Regions from separate parts of the Homo sapiens genome. Here region 1 is linked to region 2. The links are chromatin loops, found by intact Hi-C in ENCODE. Cell type or tissue: heart left ventricle. All regions are shown on one strand. Links, peaks and the distances in the headings refer to the core of each region. The heading gives the core; the rest is flanking DNA. Region 1 overlaps NCOA3 (nuclear receptor coactivator 3). Region 2 has its middle 13 kb from the start of NCOA3.

Region 1 (15,357 bases), core at 6,142-8,641, 87 kb before region 2:
TTTCTTTTTGGAGACAGGGTTTCATTCTGTTGCCCAGGCTAGAGTGCAGTGGCACAATCACAGCTGAGGCGCAGCCTCAACCTCATGGGCACAGGCAATCCTCCCACCTCAGTGTCTCTAGTGCTAGGGACTAAGGCACAGGCCACTATGTCTGGCTAGTTTTTGCATTCTCTGTAGAGATGGGGTTTCGCTCTGTTGCCCAGACTGTTCTCAAACTCCTGGACTCAGGTGATCTAACCACCTCAGCCTCTCAAAGTGCTAGGATTATAAACATGAGTCACTGCACTTGGCCATAATTTTCTTAATAACATTTTATTTTCTCTAGCTTACTTTATTGTAAGAATACAGGATATAATATATGTAACATACAAAATATGTGTTAATCAGCTGTTTATATTAACAGTGAGGCTTCTAGGCAAGAGGAGGTTATTAGTAGTTAAGTTTGGGGGGAGTCGAAAGTTCTGCACATTTTTTACTGAACAAGGGGTCAGTGTCCCCAGTCCTCAGTTGTTCAAGGGCCAACTGTACATACACATACGTATTCACTCAAGTACTCTAAGCACATTCATTTAATAATCATTAAAGAGAAAAACATGAAGCATAAATAGTTTTAATTAAATCATAAATTAAAGAGGAGGGTAATATCTTCAGAAGGTTGAAGACAAAAAATTACAAAGGATCAAATCAAACTAAAGCTGAATTACCTGGCTAACCAGTCAAAGGATGTTCAAGCAGTTTATTTTTATTGGTCTCTGAGTCCACCATCCAGCAAGTATTTTGATCCTGAGGACAAAAAGAAGAGGAGGGATTGAATTTTATTGTCTTTTCTTCATTTAAGCATTATGATTAGTCACCCACAAATTAAGTCTTCCAGCCGGGCGTGGTGGCTCACGCCTGTAATCCCAGCACTTTGGGAGGCAAGGCGGGCAAATCACTTGAGGTCAGGAGTTCAAGGCTGGCCTGGCCAACATGGCAAAACCCCAACTCTACTAAAAATACAGAAATTAGCCGGGCGACATGGCATCCGCCTGTAATCCCAACTACTCAGGAGGTTGAAGCAGGAGAATCACTTGAACCTGGGAGGCAGAGGTTGCAGTGACCCGAGACTATGCCACTGCACTCCAGCCAGGGTGACAGAGCGAGATTCTCTCTCAAAAAAATTAAGTCTTCCCATTTTTCCCTTCCCTGGATATATGAAACAAACAAAAGCTATCAAGTACACCACCTCTTCCTAGGAATTTGAGTAGATGTCTTATTGTACCATATAATCACTACTTCTGTTTGAAAAGTCAAGCATAGGGCCAGGCGCAGTGGCTCATGCCTATAATCCCAGAACTTTGAAAGGCTGAGGTAGGAGGACCGCTTGAGGCCAGGAGTTCAAGATCAGCCTGAGCAACATAGCAAGACACCATCTCCACACACAAAAAAATAAAAATTAAAAAACAAAAGTCAGGGCCAGGCGCAGTGGCTCATGCCTCGAATCCCAGCACTTTGGGAGGCCGAGGTGGGTGGATCACATGAGGTCAGGAGTTTGAGACCAGCCTGGTCAACATGGTGAAACCCCATATCTACTAAAAATACAAAAAATTAGTTTGGTGTGATGGCATGCGCCTGTAGTCCAGCTACTCAGGAGGCTGAGGCAGGAGAATCACCTGAATTAGGGAAGCAGAGGTTACAGTGACCCAAGACCATGCCATTGCGCTCTAGCCTGGGCAACAAAAGCAAAACTCCATCTCAAAAATAAGTAAATTAATTAATTAATTAATTAAAATAAAAGTCAGGCATAGCATATATAATATGTACTCTGTCACAGTTTGTAAAAATGGATAATGCAAAGTGGAGGTGGTGGAGACCAGTTCTGAATCTTGAAAAGTGATCAAAACAGATGGGTACTCTGAACTTGTGGGGGTATTCATTTGTCCAAAATCAGTGCTCAACAGAGAATAAAGACAACATTAATACCCTGGCAGAATCAAATGCTTAAATGCCCTAGTCCAAAAATTATCAGATGAGGGAGGGATGGATAAAGCCAACAAGCAAAGGCCAGAGGAAAGGCTCAGATGTTTTCTTGCCTTCTATAAAAGGATGCATTTTGACCACCAAAACAAAATATTAGCAAGGAAATGAGAGACCGTTCTTCAAAATAATCTACAATAAAACACATGAACATATAAACAGCAGGCTTTTGCACTTGAAGAAATGGCGTGCAGGTTCTGCTGCAATAAATAAGTGAACCAGTAAGAACATTCACTTTACCTTATGAATTTCCAAATTTAACAATAAAGCAACAATATGATTGCCACTAATTCCAATGGTATCGAACCAAGATAACAACCATAATTACGCCCTAAAGTTAATAGCTTTCATGCTGGAATTGGTAGATCTGTTGGTATGGGGGAAAGGAAAAATGATATATTCACAAGTTACAAGTAACAAACATATTATAGCCATGGACATTCCACGTAGTGTAGTCTGCAGACAGTATATAGGGAGAGCCAACCACAATCTAGCTGCATTATGGAAAGGTCTGTTGTGTTTCTGAAACTAAAATTAGAGGGGAGAAAATCAGTGAGCAGGGAATGGGAGGCACATTACATGTGGCTCACAACAAAGGAAAAAGAAAACTCTAGGTAGTGCCGGGTGACTATCCCTTATGCAAAATGCTTAGAAGCATAAGTGTCTCGAATTTTTTTCAGATTTCTTAAATATTTGCATATGCATACTGAGATATCTAGGGGAAGAAACCCAAGTCCAAACATAAAATTCATTTATGTTACTTATACACACAGCCTGAAGGTAATTTTATATAATATTTTTAATAATTTTGTGCACCAAAGTTGTAGCTTTTTTCTTTTTCTTTTTGAGACAGGATCTCACTCTGTGCCCAGACTGGCTGGAGTGTGGTGGTATGGTCATGGCTCACCTCAGCCTCGACCTCCGAGGCTCAAACAATACTCCCACATCAACTACCCAAGGAGCTGGGACTACAGGCACACACCATCATACCCAGCTAATTTTTATATTTTTTGTAGAGACAGGGTTTCACCATGTTGCCCAGGCTGGCCTTGAACTCCTGAGCTCAAGTGATCTGTCTGCCTCGGCCTCCCAAAGTGTTGGGATTACAGGTGTGAGCCACCATACCGGACCGAATGTTATGTTTTTTAACTTGAATTTTTATGCTATCCAATTTAATTCGTGTAAGATGAACGGAGAAAAGGTAGGCAGAACTTCTGTAAAGAACCTCTAAGATCTTCTGGCCCTGTTTTAAATCAGGTTTGACTTCTAAAATGGTTCTCTTATGTTTTTTCCTTTATTAGGAAAGACGAAGGAGGGTCATGGGGTGGGGTTAGCACCTAAGGAACAAAAGAGGTGGGATAAGGAAAGGATTTTTTGGGGGGATGGGGGTGGGGGATGGAGTTTCACTCTGTTGCACAGGCTAGAGTGCAGTGGGGCATGATCTCGGCTCATTGCAACCTCTGCCTCCCGGGTTAAAGCGATTCTCCTGCCTCAGCCTCCCGAGTAGCTGGGATTACAGGTGCATGCCACCATGCCCAGCTAATTTTTGTAGAGACAGGGTTTCACTACATTGGCCAGGCTGGTATCGAACTCTTGACCTCAAGAAATCTGCCCACCTCGGCCTCCCAAAGTGCTGGGATTACAGGCATGAGCCACCGTGCCCGGCCAGGAAAGGAATTTGAGTCAGAAAGTATCTAGTAGCATAATGGACCTAGGAAACAATTACTGCTGCCTCGTGTAGAAGGTGGTGAGAGGGCCTAGATTAATACTCCAGTGTTATAGTGCTGGTCTTCGTACTTCTCAAAGGAATGCTGACCCTGCCAATCTGCACCCTTGGACCCAAATGTTAACTGCTGGACCCCCAGGTGGAAGATCATGTAAAGTCAGCATGCCCAGATGAACAAAGAATGCAACCATGGGTGGAATCTAAATGATCAAACTGAGGAACAGCGAATGAATAAGAGCAGACACCACATGGCAGGACAGAAGATGCAACCAAATCAAGCCTTGACATCATCCCATGGCAGGATCCACTCAGATCACACCTCATTACTCTCCAAATATAAAACCTGCACCCAAACTCTAGTTCAGAGAGGCAGATTTGAGCCCAACTCCTGTCTCCTTACACAGCAGCCTTGCAATAAACTTTTCTTCCTACAAAAACTTGGTGCTTAGTGTTCAGCTTTCCATTGCATACACAGAAAAATAGACCCAGTTCAGTTCAGTAACACAAAGACAAGCCAGGTACAAAATTCTCCCCTCCAAGGAAGTGTATAATTAAACCAGAGAGATTCGCAAATAGTCACAGAACAATGATTGGCTTGCCTACCAGGAACCTGGAAAGGAGTACTACTATATACCAGGATCCTGTAAGTATAGAACTGTTAGTAAATTTGCTGGTGAGTTAAACTTGTCTGGAAAAAAGATTCTGCAAAGGCAACAATCCTAGCAGATTTCTTAGGACAGTATTTTTTTTCTTTATCAAAAACAAGATTATCCCTTTTCACAATTCAGATTTTCATCAATCACACATACAAAAACCAAATCATACTGACATAAAACTAAATGTGAGAAGTTCCAGAAACATTAGACATCTGAGAAGGTAACAGGGACATTAAATTTTCTAGTAGAATTAATGGTTTACTGATGACATCTACATTACCAAAACCTGCATCACCAGGCCAGGCATGGCAGCGCACACCTGTAACGCCAGCTACTCAGGAGGCTGAGGCAGGAAGATTGCTTGAGCTCAGGAATCTGAGTCCATCTTGGACAACATGGCCCCTGTTTTAGTTTTAGGTTTTTATTTTAAGCCTTCATCACCAGAGACCTAAAAGGACGTGAGGGGAAATCAAACATCAAATTAAGCCTTGTTAATAGCTAGTCTGAGAAGATATGCCTCAAAGCCAGAACAAAGAATAAAATTGGGGAGAGGAGTTGATACACAGGAAAATCCAAACTATATAATATATAATGCTTGGAAACACCAACAGGGCAAAAAGCAGCCACTGAATATTATAAACATGTTTTTCTTTTACTGTTGAACATGAAAAGGGGCAAGGATTCTACAATTAATCATATTAAACCCATTGTTCTTTCCAAGCTCCCACTGGCACTGCTCCCAGGATCTCCTTCCTCACTTCCCTAAAATCACAGAAAAGGGGAGCCACTGTCACTGGGAAAAGCTAGCTGTTGCTCAATAATCTTCAAAGTACTACAGAGTAGACTGGGTCACCAAATGAATTTCAGGTTAAAGGCTGCAAAATATTAGTGTTAAATTTAACGTCAAAATCCAACACTTTTGCAGTTGGGATTATTTATCAAGTGATAAGTATCTTTGATCAAAACTCTAACCACAGGTTTCACTTGCAACAATCAACTACAGCTAATCTGTAGCTATAATGAAAGGAGAAGACCAAATGCAAGTTGAAAATCATATGAACATTTCAAGTTATATAAAATGGGGCTGGGTGCAGTGGCTCATGCCTGTAATCCTAGCATTTTGGGAGGCCGAGGTGGGCAGATCACCTGAGGTCAGGAGTTCGAGACCAGCCTGGCCAACATGGCTAAACCCCATCTCTACTAAAAATACAAAAAGTAGCTGGGTGTGGTGGTGGGCGCCTGTAGTTCCAGCTACTCGGGAGGCCGAGGCAGGAGAATCGCTTGAACCCCGTAGGCAGAGGTTGCAGTGAGCTGAGATCGCGCCACTGCACTCCAGCCTGGGCAACAGAGCAAGACTCTGTCTTAAAAAATAATAATAATAAAGTTATATAAAATGGTACCACTTTTTTTGAGCTATATAAACTTAACTCAGTTTAAGAATTTTTTTTTCCCATTACTTAGTCCATTATTGTATGTTCAATTAAGTAAAAATGTATTTGCTTCCCAGGAGAACATTGGTAAGACATTTATAACAATCTTTTTTAAATGCTATAATCTTCTTGATAAGGGAGTGGGGGACAAGGAATTATTTCAAATTACAGCATATGCATGTCTAGTAAAATAAAGACAGGTATTACCACATATCTTGTGATATATACTAGAAAGAATCAAGCTGACTTATAATGTATTCTACATATTTAATAAATTAAACATTTAGTTCTATACGGAATCAGCCTGAAAATTCATAATAACGCAGTGAAAACAGACGCCTTGGCTTCTGAAAACCTAGATTTTGTAAAGTCCTGCTTCTTGAAATGATCTTGTGTTAGATTTTAATTCGATTTCAATTAAATGCTTGCTGTGTATCTATTAGAATCAGGCACTGCACTGGCACTTGGAAATAAGCAAATCACAGTTGCTGCCATCAATTAATTAGGAAAAGGGAAGCAGGTATAAACAGACCTAAAGTTCCTAAAATGAAAGCTATGTTCATTCAGTAAGCATCTGCTAAGCATCCATGTGCCACATTGTGCTAGACACCATGGATAAAAGGAAGAATTAAAAAGACCAGAGTCCCATGAGAGTATAAGGAAAGAATAGAGAAAAACTACCCTGCCTTTTTCATGGGGTTGTTAACTGTTCAACACTATTTACATGTGAAAGCAAGACAAATCCAAAACCATTTATCTCAGCCAAAGGGGGAGGCATTAATTGTACAATTTCTGCAATTATGTCCAGAGTTGTCATAACCAAAATGCCATTTGAGTTTCTTCATAATAAAGGCAAAAGACAAAAAACCTTCTATGAAATGGCCATTTGTGTAAAAATTACATAGGGATACAGGAAACATAAATGGGGTAAAGGTAGCTAAAACTTAAAACTTATTTTTAATTCAAGACATCCAGGAAATTATGCCATACATTTTTGCTTATACAACGATACTATCCACTGATGAACAATGGAACTAAACTAGCCTAAATTTTTTTAAATTAGCTTTAGATTAAGGAGAAAACTTAAAAATCTGGTTGGCAGATTAGTATAAAAGGCCTGATATCTTTGGCTGAGTTGAATATTAGCTCTTATCCAATGGTTACCAAAACAGGCATTCAAGCAAGCCGCTTGCTTGCGCTTGTTCTGCCTCTCTCTCCCTGCCACTTTGGAAAAACTGCATGCAGTGCTGCAGGATCACACAAAATAAATACAGGAAAGAGGGTGGGAGAGTTGGGTGGGGAAGTGAGCAAAGCTCTGGGCTCCACCAGTGGAAGGCGTTCCACAAGAATTGCTACAGGGTCAAAAGTTTACAGTGGTTTCAATTTCACCTTTTAGCAGCCAATCAGGAAACACAGGCTGCATGCTGACCCCTCGGGCTGCAAATGAACATTAACTCATTGGCTACCAGGATTGCACATTTTCCTTTTCTTATAAGGCTTTCCCTTCTTTTTATTTTTTTTAAGGACAGGGGAGTGGAGAAGGCAAAGAACACAATAAGTTCAAGGTGACAATTTTATTCAAGACAATATATTTTAAACAGGTGTTTGAGGGGAGAAATGATCGAGTAATTATCTTCTTTCTTCTTGAAATCTGAGTTTCTTTAGCCTGTAGTATCTAACAAACCAATTATTAATGCTAGTATCAAGACAAAGAATAAATTTAGGCAGGTAAAGGAGATGGATTTTCCTCCATGAGGTTGCAATTCTATGAACAATTTATAGGATGGTAAAAAGATAATACTGGTTGTGTATCCAGTAAATGCTTTAAAAGTAACTCAGATAATAAAGACATCTAACTGAAGGATTTGCCTATACCCCAATTTTTTTATTTGCATAGTTTCCCTACCCTCTCCTCAAACCATTACTATACACAGGTAATGTTCCTCTATCCTTTTCATAATGTGGATCCACAGAAATGCAGGCAGAGCTCTTAGCTAAGGTTTAAATTTTTCTTTTCTTATATTTCAGTACCTGGGAGTAACTGTACAATAAACTCAGGAGTGAACCATTTGGCAGTAGGTACAACTGCTCCCTAACTAATTTATGTAAATTTCTTCAAATGCAGAAACCAATAAACTAATCCATTAAATAATATTTTCAACATTCTATATTTAACATTGAGCAAGTCTAAAATGAAAACCTCTACTACATACACCTTAACTGGACTACATTTAAAAACTAGATGCCTTTGAAGCACCACAGGATAAAAGTGAAATCGCTGTATTAACTGCTCTACTATTAAAATGATTAGTCAAATCCTAAATGAACACACTGTAAATTTGTAGTTAGCAATATTTCTCTCTTTGACACAATAGGTAGTTGAATTTTAACAGACTCATTGACTTAAATTTACCTTTACGTTTAGAATACCCTGTAGGCACCACCATTGCCTAAGAAAACGATTTCATGTAGGATATTAGCTCTTATCCAAACCAGCAAAGTAAGATACCAGTTATTTCTGAAAACGTGAAAGTAAGCAAATATACAGAAGTGTGTGACTTAATATAACTGCTGAAGGGTTCCAAAATAACTTCAGTGTTTAAAGTTTATATAGCAATATAATGTCAGTTAAGATAGTAAATAAACTCGATGCTGATAGTTTTTTCTTAATTCGACATTAAAAGAAGTAATTTTCTAGTAACAATTCCCAAGCCTTCATGATTTAAGTTTATGCATATTTGGCAATAAAAAGTCTACTTTAAAATAGACCTAGTTGTTTTTTCAACATGGTTTGCAAAAGCTTTACATATACGTATATATAGATATATAATAAATTAGGGGTCTTCTGTATATCTTCTTTTTACAAAATGGCCTCATTTTGAAACAAAATGGATGCGATAAAATTTTACATCAAGTCAGCATGTTAGCAAGAAGCTTTTTTGTGTGTTCTGAATTTGATTAATACAAGCCAAGGTCACTTCCTGAAAGATGCCTAGCACTGCAGCTGCAGGCAAACTAGGCTCTAGCATAAGGCTGGGGGAAGGGAATGGGTGATGGCATTATTATTAACCCTCAGATAGGATTCCATCTCCAGCAGCAGCTATTGGGGGAAGTGGGGAGGTTGGGGAAGATCCCAGAGTTCCTAAGTATATTAAGATTAAAATATTTCCATTCCTTAATACTTAAAAATAGAAATGTAATTACATATATAATGCTGATGTCAAAATTATATCAGATATCCTCACTGCTACAATGTACAAGAACATTTTACATAATACTATGCAAATCATTTAATGCCAGACATTGTGTTGAATGCTGAGTTTACGCTAAAGCATTCAGTTTACACTGAAATAAACTCAACATTCAACACAATGCTAAGCATGACCTGTACTTGCTATGCAAAGCGTATACAAAGGAAGATACAGGCCCTTGAAGAAAACAGAATCAGATTCAAATTTCAAAAACCAAGGGTGGCCTAAAAGTTAATTAAGGTAGAAACTTAAAACACAAAAGCCTATTTTGGAAAATATTTGATAAAGTTTTGTTCTGAAATTCAATTTAAATTTTCATTTTACATAAAATTTTAAATTTTCATTTCACCAACATTAATACAAATATTACTATGCCTCTGTGCTAAAAAAAAAAAAAATCAAAATATACATAGTAGCAACTAGAAAAAACCACCTCCCTGAATAATTAATAATGTATTAAGTAGTTACAATGCATGCTAGGAAACCATAGTAATTACTCTGTTGTACTCTGAGGTTCTTTACACATTTCAATTCATTGATAAAATACCAGGTATAGTCAGGAAATCTACACGTTCCTTGTAATTTTATATATGTAATCTTAGAAAAATTAAATTAATTTTGTGTGCCTTTTTCCTATGCACCAAATGGGGGTTATACTTTAACCATGATATTCCACAGAGACAGAGCAGCAGCAAGGCACTGCTGTATTTTTAGCGGTTGTATGACGAACGCAAAACGTGGCCTTTTTATCTTGTCTATATGTTCAAAAGTGTTTTCTATTTTCTACACAACTTAATAGCATAATTTTGTCACTCTGTTGTGCTCCCCACCCTTTTTCTGAAGTTTGATTCAGTAATTTCAACAAAAAAACTGAACAAATGGTGTTAGATCTCAAGTTCAAACAAACTGACCCCTTGAATTTTTGGAGGTCAATGACTGGCAGGAAAAGGGTTGTTATTTAATGGCCACGGAGCATTCTGTATGTGCAAAGGACTTCTTAAATCATTTTAGGAAAAGGAAGGCAACCAAGTAAAAACATACTGTGAGAAGTCCCTGAATTCAGAGAACCTAATCCCTAGGTGTGGCTAAGAAAGGCACTTCAAAAAGATCCCATCACGTGCCTTTGAAATAGGACAAACCTGAAAGACAAAGGGTAAAATTAAATTAGTTTTTCATACTCCCTCTCCCCAAGACACCTGTGGGGCAGTGAAGAGGAATGAATTTTTCCTCAATTTTTCCTGGCCCTACAGGCATACCTCATTTTATTGTGCTTTACAGATATTGCGCTTTTTACAAATTGAGGTTTGTGGCAGCCCTGCTTCAGGTAAGTCTACTGGTGCCAATTTTCCAACAGCATTTGCTCACTTTGTATGCCTCCCTTACATTTTGGTGATGCTCCTATTATCTCAAGAAGCTTTTTCATTATTATTTTATCTCTTATGGTGATGTGTAATCAGTGTTTTTTTGTTTGTTTGTTTGTTTTTTGGAGACAATAGTCTTGCCCTGTCACCCAGGCTGGAATGCAGTGGCAGGATCTCAGCTCTCGGCTCACTGCAACCTCCGCCTCCCGGGTTCAAGCAATTCTCCTGCCTCAGCCTACTGAGTAGCTGGGGTTATAGGCGCCTGCCAGCAGACCTGGCTAATTTTTGTAGTAGAGACAGGGTTTCACCATGTTGGTCAGGCTGGTCTTGAATTCCTGATCTCAGGTGATCTACCCACCTCAGCCTCCTAAAGTGCTAGGATTACAGGTGTGAACCACCATGCCCAGCCTGCGATCAGTGTTCTTCAATGTTACTATTGTTAATTGTTTTGGGGCACCATGCACTGTGCTCATATAAGATGGTAAACTTAATCAGTAAATGCTGTGTATATTCTCACTGCTCCAATAGCTATTCCCCATCTCTCTCCCTTCTCTTCAGGCCTCCTTATTCCCTGAGACACAGCAATATTGAAATAAGTCCAAATAATAACCCTATAGTGGTCTCTAAGTGTTCAAGTAAGTAAAAGGAAGAAATGCACATCTCTCACTTTAAGTCAAAAGCTAGAAATGGGCCAGGCATGGTGGCGCACCCCTGTAATTCCAGCACTTTGGGAGGCTGAGCCGGGCAGATGACTTGAAGTCAGGAGCCCAAGAGCAGCCTGACAAACATGGTGAAACCCCATCTCTACCAAAAATATAAAAATTTGCTGGGTCTGGTGGCGCACACCTACAATCCCAGCTACTTGGTGGGCTAAGGCAGGAGAATCACTTGAACCCGGGAGGTGGAAGTCGCAGTGAGCTGAGATTGTTCCACTGCACTCCAGCCTGGGCAACAGAGTGAGACTGTCTCATAAAAAAAAAAGGCAGGTGGGGGGGGCTAGAAATGATTAAGCTTAGTGAGGAAGGCATGTCAAAAAGCTGAGGCTGAAAGCTAGGACTCTTGCACCAAACAGCCAAGTTGTGAATGCGAAGAGACAAGTACTGTTTTTTTTTCTTTTACTAGATACTGGGTCTCGTTCATATGGCCCAGACTGGGGTGCAGTGGTGCAATCACATCTCACTGCAGCCTTGAACTGCTGGCTGTTCAAGCGATCCCCCTACCTCAGCCTCAGAGAAAGTTATTAAAAGGAAATTAAAAGTGCTACTCCAATAAACACAGGAATAACAAGAAAGTGAAACAGCCTTATTGCTGGTAAGAAGAATGTTTTCATGGACTGGAAAGATCAAACCAACCACAATATTCCATAAGCCAAAGCAAGACCATAACTCTCTTCAATTCTATGAGGGCTGAGACAGTTGAGGAAGCTGAAGAAAAGTTAGAAGAGGTTGCTTCATGAGGTTTAAGGAAAGAACCCATCTACATAACATAAAAATGAAAGGGCCAGGTGTAGTGGCTCACACCTGCAATCCCAACACTTTGGGAGGCCAAGGCAGGCAGATCACTTGAGTCCAGGAATTAGAGACCAGCCTGGGCAACATGGTGAAACCCTGTCTCCATAAAGAACAAAAAAATTAGTCGAGCATGGTGGCATGTGCCTGTAGTCCCAGCTACTCAGGAGGCTGAGGTGGAAGGGATTGCTTGAGCCTGGAGGCAGAGGTTGCATTAAGCTGAGATTGCACCACAGCACTGCAGCCTGCAGACTGCAGCCTGGGTGACAGAGGCAGACCCTGTCTCAAAAAAAAAGAAAAAAAGAATTACACTGAATCTATTCTGCCTGTGCATTATAAATGGAACAATAAAGCCTGAATGACATCTGTTTACAGCATGATTTACTGAATATTTTAGGTCCACTGTTGAGACCTACTGCTCACCAAAAAAAAATTCAAAATATTACTGCTGGCAGGTGGATTGCTTGAGGCCAGGAGTTCGAGACCAGCCTGGGCAACATAGTGAAACCTCATCTCTAATAAAAACACAAAAATTAGCCGGGTGTGGTGGTGTGTGCCAGTAGTCCCAGCTACTCTGGAGGCTGAAGCACAAGAATCGCTTGAACACAGGAGGTGAAGGTTGCAGTGAGCCAAGATCACGCAACTGCACTCCAGCCTGGGCAACAGAGCGAGAATCTGTCTCAAAAAAAAAAAAAAAGAAAGAAAAGAAAATTAGCCGGGCACGGTGGCTCATACCTGTAATCCCCGTACTTTGGGAGGCTGAAGTGAGTGGATCACCTGAGGTCAGGAGTTCTAGACCTGCCTAGCCAACATGGTGAAACCCTGTCTCTACTAAAAATACAAAAATTAGCCAGGCGTGGTGGCACACACCTGTAATCCCAGCTACTTGGGAGACTGAGGTAGGAGAATTGCTTGAACCTGGGAGGCAGAGGTTGCAGTGAGCTGAGATCATGCCACCGCACTCCAACCTGGATGACAGAGCAAGACTCTGTATGGGAAAAAAAAAATGTATATACACACACACACACACACATATATGTATATACTTGTGTGTGTGTGTGTGTGTGTGTGTGTGTGTATATATATTACTGCTCATTAACGGTGCACGTGGTCACCCAAGAGCTCTGATAGCAAGGTACAAAGAGATTAATGTTGTTTTCACGCCCATTAACACAACATCTGTTCTGCATCCCATGGATTATGGAGCAATTTTAACTTTCAAGTATTACTATTTAAGACATATTTCATAAAGTTACAGCTGCCATAGATAATGATTTCTGTGATGGATATGGGCAAAGTGAATCTTTCTGGTAAAGATTTACCATTCTAGATGCCATTAAGAACATTTCTGATTCACGGGAGGAGGTCAAAATATCAACACAAATAGGAGTCTGAAAGACGTTGATTCCAACTCTAATGGATGACTTTGAAGGGTTCAGGATTTCAGTGGAGGAAGTAACTGGAAGTGTGGTGGAAATAGGAAAAGACATGGAATCTGAAGATGTGACTGAATTACTGTAACCTCACGATGAAACTTCAACAGATGAGGAGTTTGAGGAGTTGCTCCCTGCTTTTTTGGAGACAGGGTCTTACTCTGTTACCTAGGCTGAAATGCAGTGGCGTACCACAGCTCACTGAGGCCTCAACCACCCACGCTCAAGCAATCCTCCTGCCTCAGCTTCCTGAGGAGCTGGGACTACAGGCATGTGCCACCACACCTGGCTAATTTTTGTATTTTTTGTAGAGATGGGGTTTCACCATGTTGCCCAGGCTAGTCTCAAAGTCCTGGGCTCAAGCAATCCGCCTGCTGGGATTACAGGTGTGAGCCACCACACCCAGCCTTAAGGAGTTGCTTCTTATAGATGACCAAATAAAGTGGTTTCATGAGATGGCATCTACCCCAGTGAAGATTCTGTGAACATTGTCGAAATCATAAAAAAAGACTTAGAATATCACATAAACATAGTTCTTAAAGGAGCCGCAGGGTTTTTTTTTTGTTGTTTTTTTTGAGACGGAGTCTCACTCTGTCAACCAGGCTGGAGCGCAGTGGCGTGATCTCAGCTCACTGCAACCTCTGCCTCCCGGGTTCGTGCCATTCTCCTGCCTCAGCCTCCCGAGTAGCTGGGACTACAGGCACCCGCCGCCACGTCCAGCTAATTTTTTGTATTTTTAGTAGAGACGGGGTTTCACCGTGTTAGCCAGGATGGTCTTGATCTCCTGACCTTGTGATCCGCCCTCCTCGGCCTCCCAAAGTGCTGAGATTACAGGCGTGAGCCACTGCGCCCAGCCATGAGCAGCAGGGTTTTGAGAGGATTGACTTTTGTTGTTGCTGTTGTTGAGACAGGGTCTCTCCGTCACCCAGGCTGGAGTGCAGTGGCACAATCTCAGCTCGCTACAACCTCCGCCTCCCGAGTTCAAGCAATTCTTGTGCCTCAGCCTCCCAAGTAGCTGGGATTACAGGCGCCTCCACCATGTCTGGCTCATTTTTGTATTTTTAATAGAGACAGGCAGGGTTTCACCATGTTAGCCAGGCTGGTCTCAAATTCCTGACCTCAGGTGATTCACCCACCTCAGCCTCCCCAAGTGCTGGGATTACAGGCATGAGCCACCGCATCCAGCCTTTAAAAAAACAAAATTATTTATTTTTTATTGGGGGACGGTATGGGGTGGGGAGATAGGGTCTGGCTCTGTTGCCCAGGCTGGAGTGCAGAGGCACAATCTTGGCTCACTGCAACATCTGCCTCCCAGGCCCAAGCAGTCCTCCCACCTCAGCCTCCCGAGTAGCTGGGACTACAGGCGCATGCCACCATGCCCAGCTAATTTTTGTAATATTTTATAGAGATGGGGTCTTGCTATGTTGCCCAGCTTGGTCTCAAACTCGTGGGCTCAAGTGATCCTGGTCTTGAACTCCTGGGCTCAAGTGATCCTCCTGCCTCAGCATGAGAGGCTGTGGCAGAAGAACTGCTTGAACCCGGAAGGCAGAGGTTATAGTTAGCTGTGATCACACCCTGCACTCCAGCCTGGGCAACAGAGCAAAACTCTGCCTCAAAAAAAAAAAAAACTGTTTTAATTTGTCCCAGCCACCCCAGCCTTCATTAACCACCACCCTGATCAGTCAGCATCCATCAATACTGAGGCAAGACCTTCACCCAGCAAGATTTACAGCTTACTAAATGTTAAGATGATCAATCAGCATTTTTTAGCAATAATTTTTTTTTTTTTGAGACAGAGTCTGGCTCTGTCACCGAAGCTGGAGTGTGGTGGCACAATATTGGCTCACTGCAGCTTCTGCCTCCCAGGTTCAAGTGATCCTCCCACCTCAGCCTCCCAAATGGCTGGGATTACCGGCACACACCACCACCACGCCTGGTTAATTCTTACATCGTTTTGGTAGAGATGGAATCTTGCC
Region 2 (15,357 bases), core at 5,103-7,602:
GGAAGAAAAGAAGAAAAGTAAAAGTGAATAAATAAAAAAAGAAAAAAAGATTTAAATAAAGAAAAAGAAAGCAAGGGAAGAGAAGATACTTGAAGATACTTGAACATCTTTTTCTTTTTCCTTTTTTTTTTTTTTTGGAGATGGAGTTTTGTTCTTGTGGTCCAGGCTGGAGTGCAATTGCACAATCATGGCTCACAGCAACCTCCGCCTCCCAGGTTCAAGCAATTCTCCTGCCTCACCTCCCAAGTAGCTGGGATTACAGGCATGTGCCACCACACCTGGCTAATTTTTGTTAATAGAGACAGGATTTTACCACTTTGGCCAGGCTGGTCTTGAACTCCTGACCTCAGGTGATCCACCTGCCTTGGCCTCCCAAAGTGCTGGGATTACAGGTGTAAGCCACTGCGCCTGGCCATACTTGAACATCTTATCTGAGACCAGCAGTAGATCTAGAAAAGACCACTCATTTTATCCTGTCCTCTCATTACCCTATTCCAAGATTCAAATTCCGAAGAGTAATCTGTTCAATTGATCTAGCTTGGGTCACATGTTTTATATGAAAGGAACTCCAGACCGGTAACAATGGTAACTAGCCTGCTTGCAACTTGCTCTCAAATGATTTAGGGAGAAAAAATGCACACACACAGGGAGAGAGAGTACAGATGAGCAAATATGGCAAAATGTGATCAATTAGTACGTTTAGGTTTAGGGTACACAGGTTTGTTTGGGGTTTTTTTGTTTGTTTGTTTTCAGGTGAAGTCTCACACTGTCATCTAGGCTGGGGTGCAGTGGCGCGATCTCTGCTCACTGCAACCTCTGCCCCCCAGATTTAAGCGATTCTCCTGCCTCAGCCTCCCGAGTAGTTGGGATTACAGGCACCTGCCACCAGGCCCAGCTAATTTTTTGTATTTTTAGTAGAGACAGGGTTTCACTATGTTGGCCATGCTGGTCTTGAACTCCTGACCTTGTGATCCACCCGCCTCGGCCTCCCAAAGTGCTGGGATTACAGACATGAGCCACCTTGCCCGGCCTTTGTTTTTATTTTTTGAGATGGAATCTCACTCTGTCACCCAGGCTGGAGTGTAATGGCACAATCTCGGCTCACTGCAACCTCTGCCTCCTGGGTTCAAGCGATTCTCTTGCCTCAGCCTCCTGAGTAGTTGGGATTACAGGCGTGCACCACCACGCCAGGCAAATTTTGTTTTTAGTAGAAATGGGGTTTCACCATGTTGGCCAGGCTGGTCTTAAAATCCGCCCGCCTCAGCCTCTGAAAGTGCCGGGATTACAAAAGTGAGACACCGTGCCCGACTGATTTTTTTTTTTTTTTTTTTTTTTTGAGACAGGGTTTCACTCTGCTACCCAGGCTGTAGTGCAGTGGCATGCTCACGGCTCACTGCAGCCTGGACCTTTTGGGCTCAAGTCATTTTCGTGCCTCAGTTTCTGTCCCTACTGCTATCTCCCACATTCTTCCCTCTTTCATTGTGTGAGATATAGCCAGATACCCTAATGGTTAAGAGTGTGGACTTTCCAGGAGTTCAAGACCAGCCTGGGCAACAAGGTGAGACCCCTGTCTCTACAAAATTAGAAAAATTATGGCCAGGCGCAGTGGCTCTGCCTGTAATCCCAGCACTTTGGGAGGGCCAGGTGGGCAGATGACTTGATCTCAGGAGTTTGAGACCAGCCTGGGCAACATGGCAAAACCCTGCCTATACCAAAAAAAAAAAAAAATTAGCCAAGTGTGGTGGCATGCGCCTGTAGCCTCCCAGCTACTCAAGAAGCTGAGGTGGGAGGATCACCTGAGCCAAGGAGGTTAAGGCTGCAGTGAGCCAAGATCGTGGGGCTCACGGTCTCAAAAATAAACAAATACATACAAACATACATAAATTAGCCAAGTATGATGGCATGCACCTTTAGTCCCAGCTACTGGGAGGCTGAGGCAGGAGGCTCACTAGAGCCAGGGAAGTCAAGGTGATTACACTCCACCCTGGAGTCCAAAAAGAGAAAAAAGAAAATGTGGGCTTTGACACTCACTGCCTAACCTGCTAAGCTGGTTCTGCTACTTACAAAGCTGTGTGATAGTGGCTGGTTATTTGAACTTTCTGTGCCTCCATTTCCTAAAGTGAGAACACTGATAATGATAATAATAGCAACAACAATAATGCTTATGTCATAGGGTATTATCAGGATTAAATAGAACAGCATAGTGAAAGCTCTAAACACAGTGTCAAGCACAGAGCACTCAAATGTTAATAATGATAATGTATGGCAGTTCCAAACTTGCTTCGTAGGGGTTAATATCCAAGGGTTAGTAACAATGTTCTCCTCCCTCACCCCACACCATATTTTGCTTCATGATAGTAATTACAGTGTGAAATTTCCCTGCAAGTGAAAATAGATTCCTTGGGTAGAAGCCTAAACCCTGCACATGCCTAAAACTCTGTTACGAAATACCTAATCTGAAAATGAGCTGGCACAGCCCCAAGCTCCACCCCCAGGCTGTACTCTGAACCACTTTTCTCCCTGGGAAGGACACACAACTGAGGGGGAAAGAGAGAGCAGAAGAGAGAGATCAAAAAATGCAATTTAGGGTAAACAAGTACTTGACTTCTTGTTTTGCTTAAAAGAGGGGAAAAACACCCCTGAGAAGAATCATATTTAAGACAAATTTTTGGAGATAAAGAGCAGCCTGAGCTTTACAACCCAGAGTTGCCTTATTCATGCCTCTTCCTTTAAACTCAAATCAGGGTTTGGTGACCTGTGATTTTTGTGCCAGAGATGACACATGCGCCTGTTGGAATTGGCACCTGGCCTGGCTGCAACAGACTTGTCCTGCTCCACAACCTGCAAATGACTCCACAGCTGGAAGAATTTGAAGCCCAGCTCATTTTTGTTTTGCTTTTCCTTTCTAGACTTACATATTAAACATATTTGCCTTGGAAGAAAAAATCATTTGCTATCAAATGCTTTAAAAGTACCCACTGTAAGAGGGCTAAAATAAAAATAAGGACTATGCTCATGTTGGCAGCACATACACTAAAACTGAAACAATACAGAGAAGATTAGTGTGGTCCCTGCACAAGGATGACATGCAAATTCTGTGAAGCATTCCAGTTTTGGGGTTTTTTTTGGTTTTTGTTTGTTTGTTTGTTTGTTTTTGAGACAGAGTTTCGCTCTTGTTGCCCAGGCTGGAGTGCAATGGCACAATCTCGGCTCACTGCAACCTCTGCCTCCCGGGTTCGAGCCATTCTCCTGCCTCAGCCTCCCAAGTAGCTGGGATTACAGGTGCCCACCACCAGGCCCAGCTAATTTTTTGTATTTTTAATGGAGATGGGATTTCGCCGTGTTGGCCAGGCTGGTCTTGAAATCCTGACCTCAGGTTATCCGCCTGCCTCAGCCTCCCAAAGTGCTGGGATTACAGGCGTGAGCCACCGTGCCTGACCCCAGTTTTTTGTTTTGTTTTGTTTTGTTTTTTAAGTGTTAACCACAATGTAGAGAAATTGAACCATTTGTACACTGTTGGTGGGACTGTAAAATGGTACTCCATTTCGCAAAATTGGTGGGCAGTTCTCCAAAGTGTTAAACAAAGAATTGCCATATGACCCATCAATTATACCCCTAAGTATATACCCAAGTGAATTGAAAACATATGTCCATGCAAAATCTTGTACAGTAACATCCTTAACAGGTTTGCCATGTAATTGATTGATAATAGCCACAGGGTTTTAACTTTTATGTTTTTAAAGCTAGAATCTTAACTTACCTTATACATTCACCCCTGGCATAGAACTGTTTGCATGCCCCAACATCTCTACTCCTTCCATGTTCCTACTCTGTAAGTACTAAATCACTGGAAGAGGGTTTATCCTCTCAAATAAGCTTACTGCCATCACTTTAAAACTCATTTTCTTTTTTTTTTTTTTTTTGACAGTTTTGCTCTTGTCGCGCAGGGTGGCGTGCCATGGCATGGTCTTGGCTCACTGCAACCTCTGTCTCCCAGGTTCAAGCAATTCTCCTGCCTCAGCCTCCTAAGCAGCTGGAATTACAGGCACCCACCACCATGTCCGGCTAATTTTTGTATTTTTAGTAGAGACGGGGTTCCACCATGTTATCTAGGCTGGTCTTGAACTCCTGATCTCAGGTGATCTGCCCGCCTCAGCCTCCCTAGGTGCTGAGATCACAGGCATGAGCCACCACACCTGGTCCCCAAATTCATTTTTTAAAAAAGGAAGTGTTTTACTCCAGGGCTGGAGTCAGCCAACCTTTATATGATGGGATACCAAGAGTCAGCCAAACTATATATGTTGGAATATCATGTAGTCAATGAAACATTATGAAGCTGTTTAACACTCAGCAGTTAAAAAAGATCTCCCAGATACTTCACTTTTAAAAAAAGTTGTGGATACATTGTAGGTGTATATATCAATGGAGTACATAGGATGTTTTGTTACAGTTTTGCAATGTGAAATAAGCACATCACAGAGAATGGGGTTCAGACACTTTTAAGTTAAAAAAAAAAGGTAAAGCAGTATGTATAATAGGCCTTTTTTTGTGTTACAAATATGTATATATATAGGCCAGACGTGGTGGCTCACGCCTGTAATCCCAGCACTTTGGGAGGCCAAGGTGGGCGGATCACCTGAGGCCAGGAGTTCGAGACCAGCCTGACCAATATGATGAAACCCCATCTTTACTAAAAAAATACAAAAATTAGCCGGCCATCTTAAAAAAAAAAAAAAAACCTACAAAAATTAGCCGGGCATGGCGGCGTGCACCTGTAATCCCAGCCACTCTGGAGGCTAAGGCAGGAAAATTGCTTAAACCCAGGAGGCAGATGTTGCAGTGAGCTGAGATCGCACCATTGCACTCCAGCCTGGGCAACAAGAGTGAAACTCCATCTCAAAAAAAGAGAAAGAAATACAAGTGTCAATACTGAATCACAATGTGAAATATGTTTGTTGCTGTTCTGCGATTCAGCCAAAGGCTTGAAGACACTGAGCTAGGAGGATGAATTTTTGGCCCCCACATTCTTTTTCATGACCTCAAACATATGGGCCAGGCTTGGTATATAGATCTGAGATCCCAATTCCTCTTAAGGGTAAAGTCAAGAGAGAAGTACTGCCAGTGGAAAGGCCATGGCTTCTGAGGTGGCCTTTTTGAGGAACTGACTTAACCCTTGCCTTTTTCTAGAGACAGATAAATGTGAGGTGTTGCCATTCTTCAGCAAATATTTTCCCAGCTTGGCTTAGGAGCTATTCTTACATTTTCTCTTTTTTTTTTTTTTTTTTTTGAGACGGAGTTTTGCTCTTGTTGTCCAGGCTGGAGTGCAATGACATGATCTCGGCTCACCACAACCTCTGCCTCCCGGGTTCAAGCGATTCTCCCGCCTCAGCCTCCCGAGTAACTGGGATTACAGGCGTCCACCACCACGCCTGGCTAATTTTGTATTTTTAGTAGAGACAGGGTTTCTCCATGTTGGTCAGGCTGGGCTCGAACTCCCGATCTCAGGTGATCCACCCGCCTCAGCCTCCCAAAGTGCTGGGATTACAGGAGTGAACCACCACTCCGGGCCCATTTTCTTTTTCTTTTTCTTTTTTTTTTTTTGAGACAGAGTCTTGCTCTGTCACCTAGGTTGGAGTGCAGTGTTACGAGATCTCAGCTCACCGTAACCTCCATCTCCCAGGTTAAGTGATTCTCATGCCTCAGCCTCCCGAGTAGCTGGGATTAAAGGCGTGTGCCAGCATACATGGCTAATTTTTGTTTCACCATGTTTGCCAGGCTGGTATGGAACTCCTGACCTCAGGTGATCTGCCTGCCTCAGCCTCCCAAAATGCTGGGATTACAAGCATGAGCCACTGTACCCAGACAATATTTTCTTTCCTTTCCTCCTCTCTTCCTCTTTCCTTTCTTTTTTCCTCCTTCCTTTTATTTTATTTTATTTTTTTTTTTTTTGAGACAGAGTCTCGCTCTGTCACCCAGGCTGGAGTACAATGGTGCAATCTTGGCTCACTACAACCTCCACCTCCTGGGCTCAAGCGATTCTCCTGCCTCAGCCTCCCGAGTAACTGGGATTACAGGCACATGCCACCACACCCAGCTAATTTTTGTATTTTTAGTAGAGACGGGGTTTCACCATGTTGCCCAGGCTGGTCTTGAACTCCTGACCTCAGGTGATCCACCCGCCTCGGCCTCCCAAAGTACTGGGATTACAGGCGTGAGCCACCGCACCCTGCCCTTATTTTTTATTTTATTAGAGACAAGGTCTCGCTCTGTCACCCACGCTGGAGTACAGTGGTACAGTCATAGCTCACCGCAGCTCAAACTATTCCACTGCTTCTCAGGCTCCTGAGTAGCTGAGACTACAGGCGCATACCACCACACCCAGCTAATTTTTAAAATTTTTTTGTAGAGACAAGGTCTCACTATGTTGCTCAGGCTGGTCTTGAACTCTTGGCCTCAAGTGATCCTTCCGCCTTGGCCTCCCAAACTGCTGCTTGCACTTTGATTACAGGCGTCAGCCACTGCGCCCAGCCTCTTCATTTATTTTTAACTTCTACAAAGGAAATGCGATGTAAGTCCCTCAGCCACCCACTTCCTCTTCCAGAGGAGCCACCATTGCCAATTTCTTAGGTATTATTTAAGAGATGCATTTACAAATAAACACACACACACACACACACGTATTTATATATATTCTTTTTTTTTTTTTTCTGAGATGGAGTCTCCCTCTGTCACGCAGGCTGGAGTGCAGTGGCGTGATCTCTGCTCACTGTAACCTCCACCTCCCGGGTTCAAGCAATTCTCCTGACTCAACCTCCCAAGTAGCTGGGATTACAGGCGTGCACCACCACGCCCAGCTAATTTTTTTAATTTTCAGTAGAGCCGGGGTTTCACCATGTTGGCCAGGCTGGTCTTGAACTCCTAACCTCAAGTGATCCGCCTGCCTTGGCCTCCCAAAGTGTTGGGATTACAGGCGTGAGCCACCGCATCTGGTCTATATATATATACATTTTTGTAACACAAAATAAGGCCTATTATACACACTGCTTTATCTCTTTTTTTTTTTTTAACTTAAAGTATCTGGACCCCATTCTCCATGATGTGCTTATTTCACATTGCATGCCTGTAACAAGACATCCTGTATACCCCATTGATATATACACCTACAATGTATCCACAACTTCTTTTAAAAGTAAAGTATCTGGGAGATCTTTTTTAACTGTTGAATGTTAAGCAGCTTCATAATGTTTCACTGGCTACATGGTATCCCATCATATAGAGTTTCGGGGGCATTTAAAGGTTGGCTGACTCCAGCCCTGGAATAAAACACTTCCTTTTTTAAAAAATGAATTCGGGGACCAGGTGCGGTGGCTCACACCTGTAATCCCAGAACTTAGGGAGGCCGAGGCGGGCGGATCACCTGAGGTCAAGAGTTCGAGACCAGCCTGGCCAACATGGTGGAACCCCGTATCTACTAAAAATATAAAAATTAGCCAGGCGTGGTGGCGGGTGCCTGTAATTCCAGCTGCTTAGGAGGCTGAGGCAGGAGAATTGCTTGAACCCAGGAGGCAGAGGTTGCAGTGAGCCAAGACCGTGCCATTGCACTCCAGCCTGGGCAACAAGAACAGTGAAACTCCGTCTCAAAAAAAAAAAAAAAAAAGTAAAGAAAAGAAATAGTGTTTTAAAGTGATGACAGTAAGCTTATTTGAGAGGACAAACCCTCTATCAATGATTTAGTACTTACAGAGTAGGAACATGGAAGGAGTAGCCATGTTGGGGCATGCAAACAGTATCTATGCCAGAGGTGAATGTATAAGGCAAGTTAAGATTCTAGCTTTAAAAAAAATAAAAATTTGCCAGGCGTGGTGGCTTACGCCTGTAATCCCAGCACTTTGTGAGGCCGAGGTGGGCGGATCACCTGAGGTCAGGAGTTCAAGACCAGCCTGACCAACATGGAGAAAACCCGTCTCTACTAAAAATACAAAATTAGCCAGGGTGGTGGTGCATGCCTGTAATCCCAGCTACTCGGGAGGCTGAGGCAGGAGAATCACTTGAACCTGGGAGGCAGAGGTTGCAGTGAGCCGAGATCGCGCCATTGCACACCAGCCTGGGCAAAAAGAGCAAAACTCCATCTCAAAAAAAAAAATATTTTAAACCTTCTGGCTATTATCAATCAACTACATTGCAAACCTGTTAAGGATGTTACTGTACATGTCAGTCATGATGTCTGCCCCACTTACCCACAGACCCTTCTAAAGACAGAGCAGAAGTCACCTTCTTTGGTACCATGTGACTGGCAACTTCTGCTCACACCACAGCTGATTGTGTCAGACATGGGCATCAGCCCCAGGGGCAGCCAATGCATGGGCAGGGCAAGTGATTTATGAGATAGCTGGACCCAGAATATCTGGCCCAACAGGAACCAGGTTGACCTGTGAGATTGCCACCTGGGATGCATTTAAATTAGAAACTCCAGAGTAAATCAACTTGTTAAGAAAAGGATTTGAAGCTGAAGGTATAAAAGATATATGAGACAGGAGGGAGTAGGGTGGGAAATGAAAGAACAGAAACTGAATATTCAGAGCTAGGGGGTAGAGAAAAGAAACTAAAAAAAGCGCAAAGGTGGTCAGTTTCCAGCAATACAGCAGATTAGATAGCCTGAAACACTCAACCCCACCCGCAAAAACATCTGGAAATTCTGAGTAAAAGATAACAAGTACTCTTTTAAATGAATCACAGGGTTCACAGGAAAGAAAGGGAAATCCCCCATGTCAAAAAACAAAAATGGAACTGAAACCCAACCGGTAGTGTGAACTGATAGATACTATGCCAGAGGAGGAGGTGTCACGGGTCTCAGAAAGCAAAGACCTCCTAATGCAATGCAAATACAAGGGCAGGAAATCAGGCCTTGGGGCTCATGTAATCCAAAATTACAATATAGAAATCATCCTCCTGGAGCTAGGAGTCAACCCAGCAAGCAAAGGCGTACTTTCAGATAATAGCATGTTTGCACAAAAACCATCGAAAGATGAGCTAATAATTATTAAAGACACAAAAGAAGGTACCAAAATATGCAAACAGAATAATATCATAAAAAACAAAAAAAAACAAAAAACAAGCAGGTTTGATAAAGAACCTGGCTCAGGCCTGTAATCCCAGCACTTTGGGAGGCCGAGGTGGGCAGATCACGAGGTCAGGAGATCAAGACCATCCTGGTTAACACGGTGAAACCCCCGTCTCCACTAAAAATACAAAAAAATTAGCTGGGCATGGTAGCAGGCACCTGTAGTTCCAGCTACTCGGGAGGCTGAGGCAGGAGAATGGCGTGAACCCCAGAAGCGGAGCTTGCAGTGAGCCGAGATCGCGCCACGGCACTCCAGCCAAGGGACAGAGCGAGACTCCATCTCAAAATAAATGAATAAATACATAAATAAAATAAAAACTAATTTCTGGCCGGGCACGGTGGCTCACGCCTGTAATCCTAGCACTTTGGGAGGCCGAGGCAGGTGGATTGCCTGAGCTCAGGAGTTCGAGACCAGCCTGGGCAACAACGGTGAAACCCCGTCTCTACTAAAATACAAAAAATTAGCCAGGCGTGGCAGCATGCGCCTGTAGTCCCAGCTACTCAGGAGGCTGAGGCAGGAGAATTGCTTGAACCCGGGAAGCAGAGGTTACAGTGAGCCGAGATCACACCACTGCACTCCAGCCTGGGCAACAGAGTGAGACTCCGTCTCTAAAAAAAAAAAACTAATTTCTTTCTCTTTTTTTCTTATTTATTATTACTTTTTTTTTTCTAGAGACATGGTCTTACTCTGTAGCCTAGTCTGGAGTGCAGTGGTGCAATCATAGTTCACTGCAACCTCAAATTCTTGGGTTCAAGGGACCCTCCAGCCTCAGCCTCTTGAGTAGCTGGGACTATAGGCATGTGTCACCATGCCTGGCTCAGGACTCATTTATTGAATGACACTGTATACCAGACCTGTCCCAAGCACATGCCAATGCAGTTCCTATTATGAAAGCTTACAGTCCAGACTTGACAAATTCCCAAATGACTACCCTGGAAAATTTCAACCCCCATACTGGGCCTCAGTTTCTACGTTTGTGAAATGAGCAATTTAAACTCAATGTTTCCCCTAGTGTAGATGAGATTATTTTTGGTAAAATATTCGGGCACCATTAAAAAGCACTGTGGAAAGGAATCTCTCTTTCATTTTTTTTTTAAGTAGAGATGGGGGGGTCTCACGATGTTGCCCAGGCTGGTCTCAAACTCCTGGCCTCAAGTGATCCTCCCATCCCAGCCTCCCAAAGTGCTGGGATTAGAGCCGTGAGCTACCACACCCAGCCAGTCACCCCTTTTCCTTTCTTTCTTTTCTCTTCTTTCTTTCTTTCTTTTTCTTTCTGTCTTTCTCTCTCTCTCTCTCTCTCTTTCTTTCTTTCTTCTTTCTTTTTTTTTCGAGATGGAGTTTGGCTCCCATTGCCCAGGCTGGAGTGCAATGGTGCAATCTTGGCTCACTGCAACCTCTGCCTCCTGGGTTCAAGCGACACTCCTGCCTCAGCCTCCCGAGTAGCTGGGATTACAGGCACCACCACCACCCCTGGCTAATTTTTTTGTATTTTTAGTAGAGATGGGGTTTCACCATGTTGGCCAGGCTGGTCTCGAACTCCTGACCTCAGGTGATCCACCCATCTCAGCCTCCCAAAGTGCTGGGATTACAGGCTTGAGCCACCACGCCCGGCCTCAGTCACCCCTTTTTCAATCCTCTTCTAATTCTACCTCTAGTAGGAAGTCTCAGTGTGGTACAATCTCCTTTTCTGTTTTTGATTTTTTTGAGTCAGGGTCTTACTCTCTTGCCCAGGCTGGAGTGCAGTGGCACAATCGTGGCTCACTGCAGCCTCGACCTCCTAGGTTCAAGTGATCTTCCCACCTCAGCCTCCCAAGTAGCTGAGACCCCAGGCAGGTGCCATTATGCCCTGCTAATTTTTTTTTTTTTTTTGTAGAGACAAGGGTCTCCCTATGTTGCCCAGGCTCATCTCAAACTCCTGACCTCAAAATATTCTCCCACCTCAGCCTCCCAAAGTGCTGGGATTACAGGCATGAGCCACCACCCCCAGCCCAATCTCCTTTATGACAAAGGACAAGCAGATCTGGACCCTAAAGCCTGTACAGGCAACAGTCTCTAGCCAGCATGTAATCACATTGTGTTGTTTCACTGTCTTTATTTTTACTTCTAGCTCCCATTTATGGCAAGAGGTATAGGTTTTCTGCTTATGTATTGACATAAGGTTTCCTTTTGAAATAATATTTATATAGCTAAAAATAAGTGAACCGATGCAAGAAAAATGTTAAGTAAATAATATAGATGGTACAGATATAAAAATGCTAAATAATATAGACGATATGGCAAAAATCATAAAGATAGAACAGGAACAACTCCAGTTAGGCAAACACAGATCTATTTCACTCGGCCCATTTTGCAGGCATGAAACCTAAGGCCCAGAGCAGGTAATAGAATCTCGCTGACTCCGACATAGCAAGGAAATTGCAGAGGATGGCTGATTCAGAATTCATTAGACAGTCATGAACTTCAGGAGGTTCCAAGCCAGCAAGCAGGTCTGCCGGTCAGGTATGCAGATCCTGAATCCACAAGTGATTGTATTGCACCTTCCTTTCCACTTCGTCCCTGCTGGACAAGATTCATTCATTCAACAAATATTTATGCTCCCTGCTGCAGTACATATACTAAAATTGGAATAACACAAAGATTAGCATGGCCCCTGTGCAAGGATGACATGCAAATTCATGAAGTGTTTCATATTAAAAAAAAAAACAAAACAAAAAAAACAGTCCAGGCACAGTGGCTCATCCCTATAATCCCAGCAATTTGGGAGGCCAAGGCAGAAGGATCATTTGAGCCCAGAAGTTCGAGACCAGCCTGGGCAACATGGTGAAACCGCATTTCTACAAAAAATGCAAAAATTAGCTGGGAGGCCGGGTGCAGTGGCTCATGCCTGTAATCCCAGCACTTTGGGAGGCTGCGGCAGGCAGATCACCTGAGGTCAGGAGTTCGAGACCAGCCTGGCCAACATGGTGAAACCCCATCTCTACTAAAAGTACAAAAATTAGCTGGTCATGGTGGTGCGTGCCTGTAGTCCCAGTTACTCTTGAGGCTGAGGCACGAGAATCGCTTGAACCCAAGAGGTAGAGGTTGCAGTGAGCTGAGATCGCGCCACTGCACTCCAGCCTGAGAGACAGAGCAACAGACTCGGTCTCAAAAAAAAAAATTAGCTGGGTATGGTGGCACATGCCTGTAGTCCTGGCTACTTGGGAGGCTGAGGCCGGAGGAGCACTTCAGCCCAGGAGTTCCAGGCTGCAGTGAGCCATGATAGCACCACTGCACTCCAGCCTGGGAGACAGAACAAGATCCTATCTTAAAAAAAAAAAATACATATATATATATATATATATATATATATATATATATATATATGTATGTATACAAAAATTAGCCAGACTTGGTGGCGGGTGCCTATAATCCCAGCTACTGGGGAGGCTGAGGCAGGAGAATCACTTGAACCAGGGGACGGAGGTTGCAGTGAGCCGAGATTGCGCCACTGCACTCCAGGTTGAGCGACAGAGCGAGACTCTGTCTCAGAAAAAACAAAAACCAAAAAATCCCAGAGAAATATTTGTTGACATCCTGCCGTTTACCAGGCACTGTGCTAATTCTTAGGCATGTAATGGTGAGACACAAACAGCAACAGTCTCTCTTCTCAGGACTTTGTAATCCAGCGGGGACGGGGACAAAACATCAGTTAACACATACACAAAAGCAAGATAATTACAGATTGTAATCAGTGCTACAAAAAAAAAAAAAAAAAAAACAGCTTGTGACAGGCACAGAATAACCACAGAACTACTTATTTAACTAGTTAGTCTTGATGGTATTTATTTGTTAATTTACTTTGACCAGGTATAATGTGGTTCAAAATCCAAAAGGTACAAAAGATTTCTGGTAAAAATCTTTCTTCCACTCTTCCCTAGACACCCAGCATCTTTCCCTAGAGACAACAAGAGTTAACTGTTTCTTGTGTATGCTTTCAGAAGTAGTTGAATCATGTACAAGCAAAGGGCTATATATCTCCTGAATGGTAACATAGAGGCCAGGTGCAGTGGCTTATGCTTGTAATCCCAGTATTTGGGAGGCTGAGGTGGGAGTCATTGGAAGCTAGAAGTTTGAGACTGGCCTGGACAACATAGCAAGACCTTGTCTCTACAAAATTTTTAGGCCAGGTGCAGTGGCTCACGCCTGTAAACCCAGCAATTTGGGATGCTGAGGCAGGTGGATTACCTGAAGTCAGGAGTTCAAGACCAGTCTGGCCAATATGGCGAGACCCCATCTCTACTAAAAATACAAAAATTAGCTGGTGTGGTGGCACGTGCCTGTAATCCCAGCTACTTGGGAGGCTGAGGCATGAGAATCGCTTGAACCCGGGAGGCAGAGGTTGCAGTGAGCCAAGATTGCACCACTGCACTCCAGCCTGGGCGACAGAGAGAGACTCTGTTTCAAAAAAATAGAAATAAAAATGAAAAATAAAAATAGAAAAATTAGCCAGGCATGATAGTGCATGCCTGTAATCCCAGCTACTTGGGAAGCTGAGGCAGGAGAATCGCTAGAACCCAGGAGGCAGAGGTTGCGGTGAGCTGAGATCACGCCACTGCTCTCCAGCCTGGGCAACAGAGTAAGACTCCATCTCAAATAAATAAATAAATAAAAAGGTAACATGTATGCAATACGTACTTCCCACCTTACTTTTTCACCTACCAGCACATCTTAGACATTTCTTCACTTTCTTTAGGTAAGTAGATAGAAAAGGTAGCCTTTTGTCAAGCACAGAATTCAGGCTGGGAGTGGGGTACAATCCAGACAATTACAAGTACCAAGAGTTTGATATGTGCAGAAAGAGGAAGACGCCAGTAAACCTGAGCGTGATAAACAAGGCTCAAGAAGCAACGAGAATGCCAGACAGACAGGCAGGGTCTGGGCATGCAGGTTCTTGTCAGTCATAAAAGAAGTTTGCCGTTTATTCTAATTGCAGTAGCCACTGGATGTGTTTTTAACAGAGTGATATGATCTGACTTGCATTTTCCAACGATAACCCCTGTGACTGTGTGGGGAGTTGGGTCAAGACTGGGAGAGGATACCAGATGAGAAGTGGCTGCGGTATTCTAGGCGAGAGGGGATATGAGCTTGGGCTAAGACGATGTAGGAGAAAGGATGGGGGTTCAGGGTATATGTTGAAGCTAGACAAGAAAAACTTCAAAACAGATTAGATGTGGACAGCAAGAGAAAGTAGAGAATTGAACCCCTGGGAAGTGGACATTTTTAGGTTTTGTGGGTGACTTCATGTCTATAACTTGCTTTATGATACTTCAATATAATCAGTTTGTTTGTTTTTGTTTTTTGAGACAGTCTCGTCTCACTGTGTCACCCAGGCTGGAGTACAGTGGTGGGATAATGGCTCACTGCAGCCTCGATCTCTCTGGCTCAATCTATCCTCCCACCTCAGCCTCCTAAGTAGCCGGGACTACTGGCGCACACCACCAAACCTGGCTACTTTTGTATTTTTTGTAGAGACGGGGTTTTGGCCAGGCATGGTGGCTCATACCTGTAATCCTAGCACTTTTGGAGGACAAGGCAGGCGGATCGCTTGAGCTCAGAAATTCAAGACCAGCCTGGGCAACATAATGAGACTCCATCTCTACTAAAAATACCAAAAAATAGCCAGCATGGTGGTGCACACCTGTAGTCCCAGCTACTCGGGAGGCTGAGGTGGGAGGATTGCTTGAGCCTGGGGGAGAAGGTTGCAGTGAGCAACCTGCAGTGAGATTGCACCACTGCACTCCAGCCTGAGTGACAGCGCAAGATCCTGTCAATAGAAAAATAAAGGAAATAAAGGAAAGAAAGGAAAAGAAGAAAGGAAGGAAGGAAGGAAGGAAAGAAGGAAGGAAGGAAGGCAAAGAAGGAAAGAAAGAAAGAAAGAAAAAGAAAGAAAGAAAGGAAGGAAGGAAGGAAGGAAGGAAGGAAGGAAGGAAGAAAGAGAAAGAGAGAGAGAGGAGGGGAGGGAGGGAAGGAAGGAAAGAGAGAAAGAAGGAAGGAGGGAAGGAAGAAAGGAAGGAGGAAGAAAGGAAAGAAGGAGGAAGGAAGGAAGAAAGGAGGGAAGGAAGGAAAGGAAGGAAGAAGAGCTGAGAATTTGTATTTCTTTCTTTCTTTCTTTCTTTCTTTTTATGATGGGGTTTCACCATGTTGCCCAGGCTGGTCCTGAACTCCTGAGCTCAAGCAATCTGCCAGCTTCAGCCTT

The links. Peaks named below come from ENCODE experiments on the same cell type or tissue, not always from the same donor. Only the 100,000 strongest peaks of a DNase experiment are listed, where the experiment ranks them.
Region 1: it touches region 2 in a loop (2.9-fold over the local background); 2 of 110 quality-filtered maps call a loop at or near these places.

Annotation. Positions count from the first base shown.
Region 1 is chr20:47,568,609-47,583,965 of GRCh38, reverse strand. NCOA3 (nuclear receptor coactivator 3) reads right to left here. Exons shown (of 23, transcript NM_181659.3): 2 at 705-783. Among named protein-coding and RNA genes, the nearest start is that of NCOA3, 74 kb to the right of the region's middle. In heart left ventricle, for the core only: a CTCF peak has its summit at 7,182; no DNase peak of the experiment used is centred there; H3K4me3 peaks cover 402 bases; H3K27ac peaks cover 1,972 bases.
Region 2 is chr20:47,480,738-47,496,094 of GRCh38, reverse strand. It overlaps the pseudogene RNU6-497P and the pseudogene RNU6-563P. Among named protein-coding and RNA genes, the nearest start is that of NCOA3, 13 kb to the left of the region's middle. RefSeq lists silencers at 8,121-8,180, 8,201-8,250 and enhancers at 8,461-8,510, 8,541-8,870, 9,471-9,540, 15,333-15,357. In heart left ventricle, for the core only: no CTCF peak of the experiment used is centred there; a DNase peak (open chromatin) is centred at 6,495; H3K27ac peaks cover 593 bases.